Regions from separate parts of the Mus musculus genome. Here all the other regions are linked to region 1. A link is a loop called in an ENCODE intact Hi-C map of the cell type or tissue named here. Cell type or tissue: heart. All regions are shown on one strand.

Region 1 (2,500 bases):
CGATTAATGAGGCATGAACACATATGAGAGAGGAAGCCAGCAGCCTCAGCCTTTCTACGCAGGCCTCCGAGGAAACTGCTGCGCCAAGCAGAAATGAAGTAGAGACCTAGTCTCACCCACGAATTGAATCTGAGACCCAGACAGCTGGGTTCAAAGGGAGCAGGAGGAGTTTCGAGCACTGTCCTGGCAGACACGTGGGAGCCCAGGTAGGGAAGACAGTGAAGAACAGGCAGTGCCAACGTAGAAAAACCAGCTGGGCAGATAGTCTCATCACGTGTGCCTGGTGCCCTGGCATGTATATGAGCCTGTGTACAGCTGAGCATGTGGCTGCATGTGCCAACCAGACCAGCCTGGCTGGGGCCCCGCCCATGGGAATGATGCCAGCAGGCAGTTACCACGGGCAGCCTCCTGTCAAAGCCCATGGTGAGTGAGTGACTGGAGAAGGCAGCAGTCTTCCCAGCGAGGGCCACACATGCACACAGATACCCCAAACCACACGAATAAGGCTGTGTATGTGCGGCTACTTTTCATCAGTAGCCTGGGACAACCCAGCGTTTGTGTGGGGCGAGGGCGGAGAGCACAACGTATGAGGTCCCACCTCAAAGGGTTCCAGTTGTGAAATCAGCTTGGGCCTCCTTGATCTTTTAGGACTCAAAGCCACTGCTGGGTTGAGGGCACATGGGGGTTGCTTACTTTGCTCAGGAGCTATTCCATCATAATAGGGGGTCAGGGTGGGGCTACATCCTCCCCTGACTCTTGGTTTTCAAGTAGCCCGTTCTTGTACCCAAGTTCTCTGGTAGAGAATATCTGGGATTTTGGAGGTAGTGTGGGAAAGGGTATACCCTCCTCTGCTTTCTAGATATACTTGGAATGTTCCCAGGTTTGAAAACACTTCCTGAACGGCTTTATACCAAATCCCCTGCCAGCCCCCGTGTTCATCAGCCTGGCTGCCTTTTTCTTCTTTGCCAGTGGCCACCATCCACTCTGGTGGATGTCTTCCTGAGACTGGATGCCAACAGAACACGTCACTCTGGATCCTGTTCTCTGTCCTCCCCAGACCCCTACATTCCCAAGGACTCTTCTATTAATCACAGCAGCTGGATGGAATAGAAACAAGGCTGGACCCTCTCTGGCTGAGCTAGCCCTAAGGAGCTGGTAGTTGGAAGAGCCACACCCAGCTTGACACGGCAAGGAACTCACAATGTTCAGCCACCAGGGGGCAGGCTGCACCTGCTGGACCACTGACCCATTTCTGGGACTTTATTCTTGGGCATCAGTGTCTTTATTGGTAGGAAGCATACAGTATGCAAGCACCCCCTGCCTGAGGTCAGGTAGAGGGCATCCCTGGGGATGTATGCAGAGTGTGGATGGCTTGAGAGCCCCTGGACACCGTATTCAAGGGGAAGAATCTGTGTGATGAGAATAGCGGGTCTTCATGAGTGGATAGATCGCTGGTGAGGGTGAGCTGTTGACCCCTTGGGGATGACGTCATGCCCCAATCTCATTAGGGATGACGTCATGTCCCGATCTCAAGCACGTACCCATGCTTTGGCTTTGGTTATGTAAGCTAGCAGACTCCCTAACGTTGCTAAAGCTGGCTTGAGTTCTTCTGTCAACCCACAGACATGCTCTAGCTAAGAGATGCTGCTTCCTTTTGCAAAGAGTTATCCGTGAGTGGGAGCTGGTTAAGAGCACTGGCTGCTCTTCCAGAGGGCCCAAGTTTCGACCCCAGCACCCACATGGAGGCCCACAACTATCTCCTGTTCCAGGGGATCTGACGCCCTCTTCTGGCCTCCTCGGATACACACGGCACCTGGACAGACGACATACAGGTAAAAACATCCATGCACGTATATTAAAAATAAACCTTAAAGAAGAAGTCATCAGTGCTCCAGTTTACTCACAGGTTGAAGTGCTGGTGCAGCCTGGCCTTCTGGGCCCTCTTCCTCCATCACTACCCAGCCTTCTCTGTGCACACTGGAGGCAGAAGTCCACTCACTCAGAAGACTAAAGCCTCAAAGACGACTCTGGGCAATCATTCTGTGAGGACTCCCTACAGAATAAACCAGCTCTTCTCTGGGCCATCAGTAATTATCCCTCTGCTTTGTCTACTATGCCGTGAGCCTCCTTTGAGTGTTTTGCCTGCTTCGTTAGGCCTAAGCCTTCCATATTAAAGCACAGAGGTATAGTGTAGGTGAGGCATGGTGTGGTCTGCCTAGGCTGGAGTGGGGCTCCTTGGGACTTTCTGGTACCCACTATGAGAGAAGGGATGTTTGCGAGAGAAATCTCACCCAAGTCCTAGTGTCCCAGAGAGACAAATCCCCAAGGGCAGGCTCTATGGTGCATTCACCACGAGTGTCTCTCTCTCTGTCCAGAAACTACTTCCTCTTTCTCCAACAAGAGAATTGCCACCTTTAGGCTGGGCTCCTAAAAGGGAAAGTTAGAGGAAGGAAGGTACCAGAGACCTTGAAGGCATGGAACACACACACACACACACACA
Region 2 (2,500 bases), 150 kb after region 1:
GTGCAAGGGACCGAGAGCCACAACACCAGAACTATGGAGGTGCCGGCCCGTGCCTCCTCCCTCACTTCTGGTGACGTCTTCTTTCTGATCACAAGTCATGTTTGCTATCTCTGGTTTGGGAAGGTACCAGTGACTTCCCCCTGGGAAGGTGGTGCTAGGCCAGAGATGGGTTCCCCTCCGCACAGTTGCAGACTTAGTCCACAGAGATGGTCCAGTGGAGACGATGCTGTGGGTGGTGTGGAGTGGCCCAAGACCCTGATAGATCTGGGGAAGTTACATAGTCACAAGGGGACTGGGGTTCCTCAGGGTAGGATAGCCTGGCTCTGGCTGCCTCCCTTCCTGCTTGGGGACTTACCCAAGCATCTCTGGGAAAAGGAGACCTCGTCTAGTTTGCTTGATTGTTTTGTTGTTGTTGTTGTTGTTGTTGATGTTGGTTTGTTTTCTTATGTTTAGCATAAACCACAGATGACTCCAAGCCTAGATTCTCTCAACCATGTTCTGAACCCAGATAGGGCTATAGGGTTACAGTTGGGGGACTGAAAGGGAGGTCCCCAGAGGTGCCTCCCTCTGCTCAGGTGCAGCTCCCCAGAGGACCCAGTGGATAGGACTGGAGGTGAAGGTCTGTAGAGCTTGACCCAGCTTCTGCTTGCCAGGGCTGTCATGGGGACCAACGTGAGATGGCGCGGACGGTGGTCAGTGTCTTCCCAGGGAATAACAAGGAGACAGTGCTGGAGGGTCAGGAGCCTCTCTACTTCTGGGAAGCCCTCGGAGGCCGGGCCCCCTATCCCAGTAACAAGAGGTAACAGAATCAGGGGAGAATATGTTTATTCTGAGGAAGAATTGAGGCTGGAAGGTGAGCCCTCCTCTGGCCAGGTTTCCTAAGGACGTTCCCAGTGGAAGGTCACACAGAGATCTGGACTAAATCTGCGGGACTCTTAGTCCTCCTCCTGCAGGGGCCATTCGAGTCAAGCCTACCTTGCTGTTTCCAGCCCTGGGGTAACGTTAAGGGGGGCAGTGTCAGGGCTAACAGGGAGAAATGGTGCCCTCTGCTGGCAGAATCCACTCCCTGCATTGCCACTAAAGGTGATCCCTAACCAGTCAAGGCATGCATAGGAGGTAAGAACAGAGTAAAAATTCAAGGAAGGAAGGAGCCCTGGGCCCTGCCGCCCACCCAAGTCTCATTAGCTCCCAGCCTCGGTCCCCTCCTTCCACCCTGGACCTGAGGCCACTTCCTGACTTAACTAAGTTTAGGGGACTCCCATTCTAGGGAAGGCAGGGCCTCCGTTCAATGATCCACACTAGGCCAGGAGTCCCCTTCCCCAGTGCCAACCCTGATGACTTCATTCAGCAGCTGACAGGTTTTCGGTCACCATTGAAGGAAAGGGACCCTGCCCTGGAGCAGGTACTCCTAAAGGAAGTTGAGGTAGGTGGAGGGCAGAGGAAGGCCCAGGGCTCCTGTCCCAAAGAGCTGCTTTCCCTGAGGTAGGGAGAGCACCCATGCCAAGGGCCAGTGTGGTCCAGACTGTGCCCCCTCACAGCCCCTCCTCCGGACAGGCTTCCCGAGGAGGTGTGGAGCATCCAGCCCCGACTGTTCGAGTGCTCCAGTCACGCAGGCTGCCTGGTCCTCACGGAAGTGCTGTTCTTTGGCCAAGAGGACTTGGACAAGTATGACATCATGTTACTAGACACCTGTCAGGAGGTAAAGTGGCCACTCCTGTTTGGCTGGGCTGGGAACTCAGGGTGTGCATCAGTGTGGTTGGGCGTGAAGGAGAGTCTAGCCTGTGACTGATTGTTGCCGTGGACTCAGAGTCCGGGTGTAATAGAGTCAGGTTGTATGTGGTTGTGACCGTGCGTGTTGTGTGTAATGCTGTGTGCCCCATGATGCTGTGTGTGACTGAGGCTCTGCCTAGCTACACGGCACCGCAGGATGTGGAGGGTCTGACTGGGTAGCACAGGGGACTCTTTGAACCTGCACATTTGGGTAGCTACGGCTGTGGGTAACCAGACCATGCAAGCAGTTGTGCAGTCCAGTATAGTCCAGTACGAACAAGAACTGGCCACACCAGTTGTAACTGTGTGTGCACGTGTCTGTGTGAGAGGAAAAGGGGGAACATGGGGTTGGTTGTTGGTGTGACAGAGCAACTGCATTTGTGAGTCTGTAGAATTCTGTGAGCCCATGAGATGGTATACACGACCAGCCAGAAATTGTTACGTGACAGGTAACAAGATGTGACGTGTCTATGTGCACACATTAGATGACAGTAACTGGCTGTGGTCAGCTATCTGGCTCTATGGCAACGGGCAAAGTGTCTCTGCAGCTGCGATACCGTGCGCATGTCATTGTGTGTGGTAGCGTGTGCGTGTGTATGTGAGTGTGTGCGTGGTCGTGTGTGACTGTGTATGCTACTGTCTCTGTTGGGATAAGGTTGAGCCCTGAGGACATCTCAGAGGAAACCCAAGCCCAGACTCCACCCCCTCTCCCCCACTGCACAGCCCACCA
Region 3 (2,500 bases), 270 kb after region 1:
CAAGGACATGTCACCATTGCTAGAACTGCCTTTGTCTGGCCCACCTCCCTAGAAGCCACAGCCTGCCTCTGATGGTAGAAACAGGACTCTGGTCTTTTTGCTTAGAGTAGGGGTAAGGAATCAGCTGAGGACAAGGAGCCAGGCTGAACTAGTTGTGGAGAAGCAGGAGACATGAGGGACCCTAACTTTAGCCCAAAGTCATGGCTCACAGATACCTGGCAAGAAGCAGGAATGAGAGCAAAAAAGGTTGGGGTCTAGACTTGCCCAGCTTCTCCATCAGCACAGAAAATACTGCTCAGGACACTGGCAAAACTGGCTAAGAAAAATTAGGAGGCAGACATAGGAGACAACTCAGCAGGCCAAGGGCTCGGCACATAAGCAGAGAGGACCCATGTAAAAAGCGGGAGGGGGAAGGGGGAGGGGGAGGGGGAAGGGGGAGGGGGAGGGGGAGGGAGAGAGAGAGATATTACCACAGATTTTGACAGATGAAGGGACATGATAGCCAAGAAGCAGCACTGAGGAGCAGAGGGCCCTTCACCCAGCTGTGAAGAACTTTCACAACTGTGTGCAGAGGCAGAGGGCAGAATTCTTCCAAAAAGGGCTGAGAACATGGGGTGTCCACTGGCTTTGGTCAACAGCTCCAAGGACACAGGTTTACACCTGGGAGAGGAACTGGATGAGAGGGAACAGGCCCCCGGGAGTGTGTCAAAGTCACGATAAGGAGAATGGGAACATCTTTTTTTTTTTTTTTTTTTTTTGGTTTTTCGAGACAGGGTTTCTCTGTGTAGCCCTGGCTGTCCTGGAACTCACTTTGTAGACCAGGCTGGCCTCGAACTCAGAAATCTGCCTCCCAAGTGCTGGGATTAAAGGCGCACGCCACCACGCCCAGCATATGGGAACATCTTAGGGCTTGGACATAAAAGTCAAAAATTCAAGATATGCAGAGTATGGTGGTCTTAAGCTCAGAAGTCACCCGAGGAGAGCAGACTGCCATACCTCTTTGCTTTTCCTGCCTAGGCAGAGTTTGAGGTTATAATGTAACCTATGAAATAAATCATCCATTCTGTGCAAGTGTGTGGGGTAGTGAGAACATTGAGGATTACGTCCAGGGAGGGCCTCCGTCATGCTGGGCAAAGCCACCCACTGTAAAATGGGAAGACTGGGGCCCAGATCTGGAGGATCTCTGCCCCCCAGTGCTTGAGCTCTGACAAAGCAAAGACAACCACAGCACTGAACAGCAGGCAGGTCTCTGTGTACTGGCGAGTCTCCGTTCAACAGCGCCCTCTAGGGGACAGGTGTGGACTGGCCTACGCTAGCCACCAAGTCCCCAGGAAAATTCCCTTCTATTGGATCTACCATGAGTGGAGATCAGGCCAGGGTGGCATCTCCTCTGGGCTCCCAGAAGTCTTACCACTAAAATAACCTGATTAACAGAATGCACGGAGAACCTCCAAACAGCCCATGAACGAGTGAGTGTAGCAGAGCCAGCTCTTAGCAGCCATCAGAGGCAGAATTGCTGATGAGCCGGGGCACCCTGGGAAAGAGCAAGGGACAGCAGCTGAATGTAAGGAACCCTGCTCTCTTCCCAAGCACCAGGGAGGCTGGGCACAGTGGGTGGAGGCAGAGCTGACCAGTCTCCTCCCATCGCCAGCCTCACACAGGTGAGGCACACACTGGCCACAGGTCGGGCAGGAAGGCTCTTCAAAGGACATAGGGCATAATGTTCTTCTTTCTTGGCCTGCTGCCACAGTTGCCCTGGTGGTTGCCCTGCTCTGGAGTTGGAGCTGGTTTTGCTTGGGAACAGGCTGTTGTGGGGTTTTTTTTGTTTGTTTGTTTTTTTGTTTTTTTGTTTTTTGTTTTGTTTTATTTTTTTTTATCTTTATGAGGATGGGGTATCCCAGACAGGGAGACTGGTGAGGCCACAACCCCAGAGAGACTGTCGGAGAAGACTGAGAGCGACCCTGACTCAGCCGTGGTACTGGGGTGCAGTTTGTGTATGAGAAGTGTGGAAGAGGGAAGGGTACTGTCCCTGATACTCCCTCTGGGCTCTGCAAAAGGGAGTAGGGAGCATGAACACGGCTGATCTGATCCTGTGTGCTACAGATGCCATGTGCGCTGTCCTCTGCTCTTGATAGGCTGGCCCTCAGCAGCCACAGTCAGAAGTACGAGCTCTTCACAACAGCCACCCTCACACTGGAAGTTCTTCCCAAAGCCTCCATGTCTTGTCTTTGGGGTGCTGTTTTGTGGGACCTGCAGGGAACAAAAGACAGTCAGCAGCTACCCAACACATTGTGCGAGATGGTTCTCTTAGCATCCCCTGCTTAAAGAAGGGAAAATGTGCTCTAAAGCCAGGCGGACAGCTGTGGTGCTATGATAGCCAGTAACAGATAGAGTAAAGGTAGTGGGGAGGACTGGGCCTGGGGAGAGGCCAGCAAGTCTGTGATTACCCTGCAGGGAGCCCCTGCTCCAGGTCCTGGAGGGTGTCCTTCAGGGTCTGGCC

The links. A loop is a pair of places that touch in the nucleus more often than their neighbours do. Peaks named below come from ENCODE experiments on the same cell type or tissue, not always from the same donor. Only the 100,000 strongest peaks of a DNase experiment are listed, where the experiment ranks them.
Region 2: a loop joins it to region 1, with 9 times the contacts of the local background. A loop is called at or near these places in 37 of 42 quality-filtered maps.
Region 3: it touches region 1 in a loop (8-fold over the local background); 4 of 42 quality-filtered maps call a loop at or near these places.

The regions. Positions count from the first base shown.
Region 1 is chr9:118,919,734-118,922,233 of GRCm38, forward strand. Gm51696 (a long non-coding RNA gene) reads left to right here and starts at 878. Exons shown (of 2, transcript XR_003948271.1): 1 at 878-1,288; 2 at 1,770-2,091. In heart, a CTCF peak has its summit at 1,219 (motif pointing right); DNase peaks (open chromatin) are centred at 438 and 1,308; H3K27ac peaks cover 18 bases; H3K27me3 peaks cover 602 bases.
Region 2 is chr9:119,066,758-119,069,257 of GRCm38, forward strand. It overlaps Vill (villin-like), which reads left to right. Exons shown (of 20, transcript NM_001164567.1): 14 at 1-123; 15 at 654-799; 16 at 1,555-1,699. Among named protein-coding and RNA genes, the nearest start is that of Gm51697, 7.1 kb to the right of the region's middle. In heart, a CTCF peak has its summit at 1,050 (motif pointing left); a DNase peak (open chromatin) is centred at 1,054; H3K27ac peaks cover 343 bases.
Region 3 is chr9:119,191,125-119,193,624 of GRCm38, forward strand. It overlaps Slc22a13 (solute carrier family 22 (organic cation transporter), member 13), which reads right to left. Exons shown (of 10, transcript NM_133980.3): 9 at 2,448-2,500; 10 at 1,850-2,250. The coding sequence ends at 2,157. Among named protein-coding and RNA genes, the nearest start is that of Slc22a14, 2.0 kb to the left of the region's middle. In heart, a CTCF peak has its summit at 1,291 (motif pointing left); no DNase peak of the experiment used is centred here.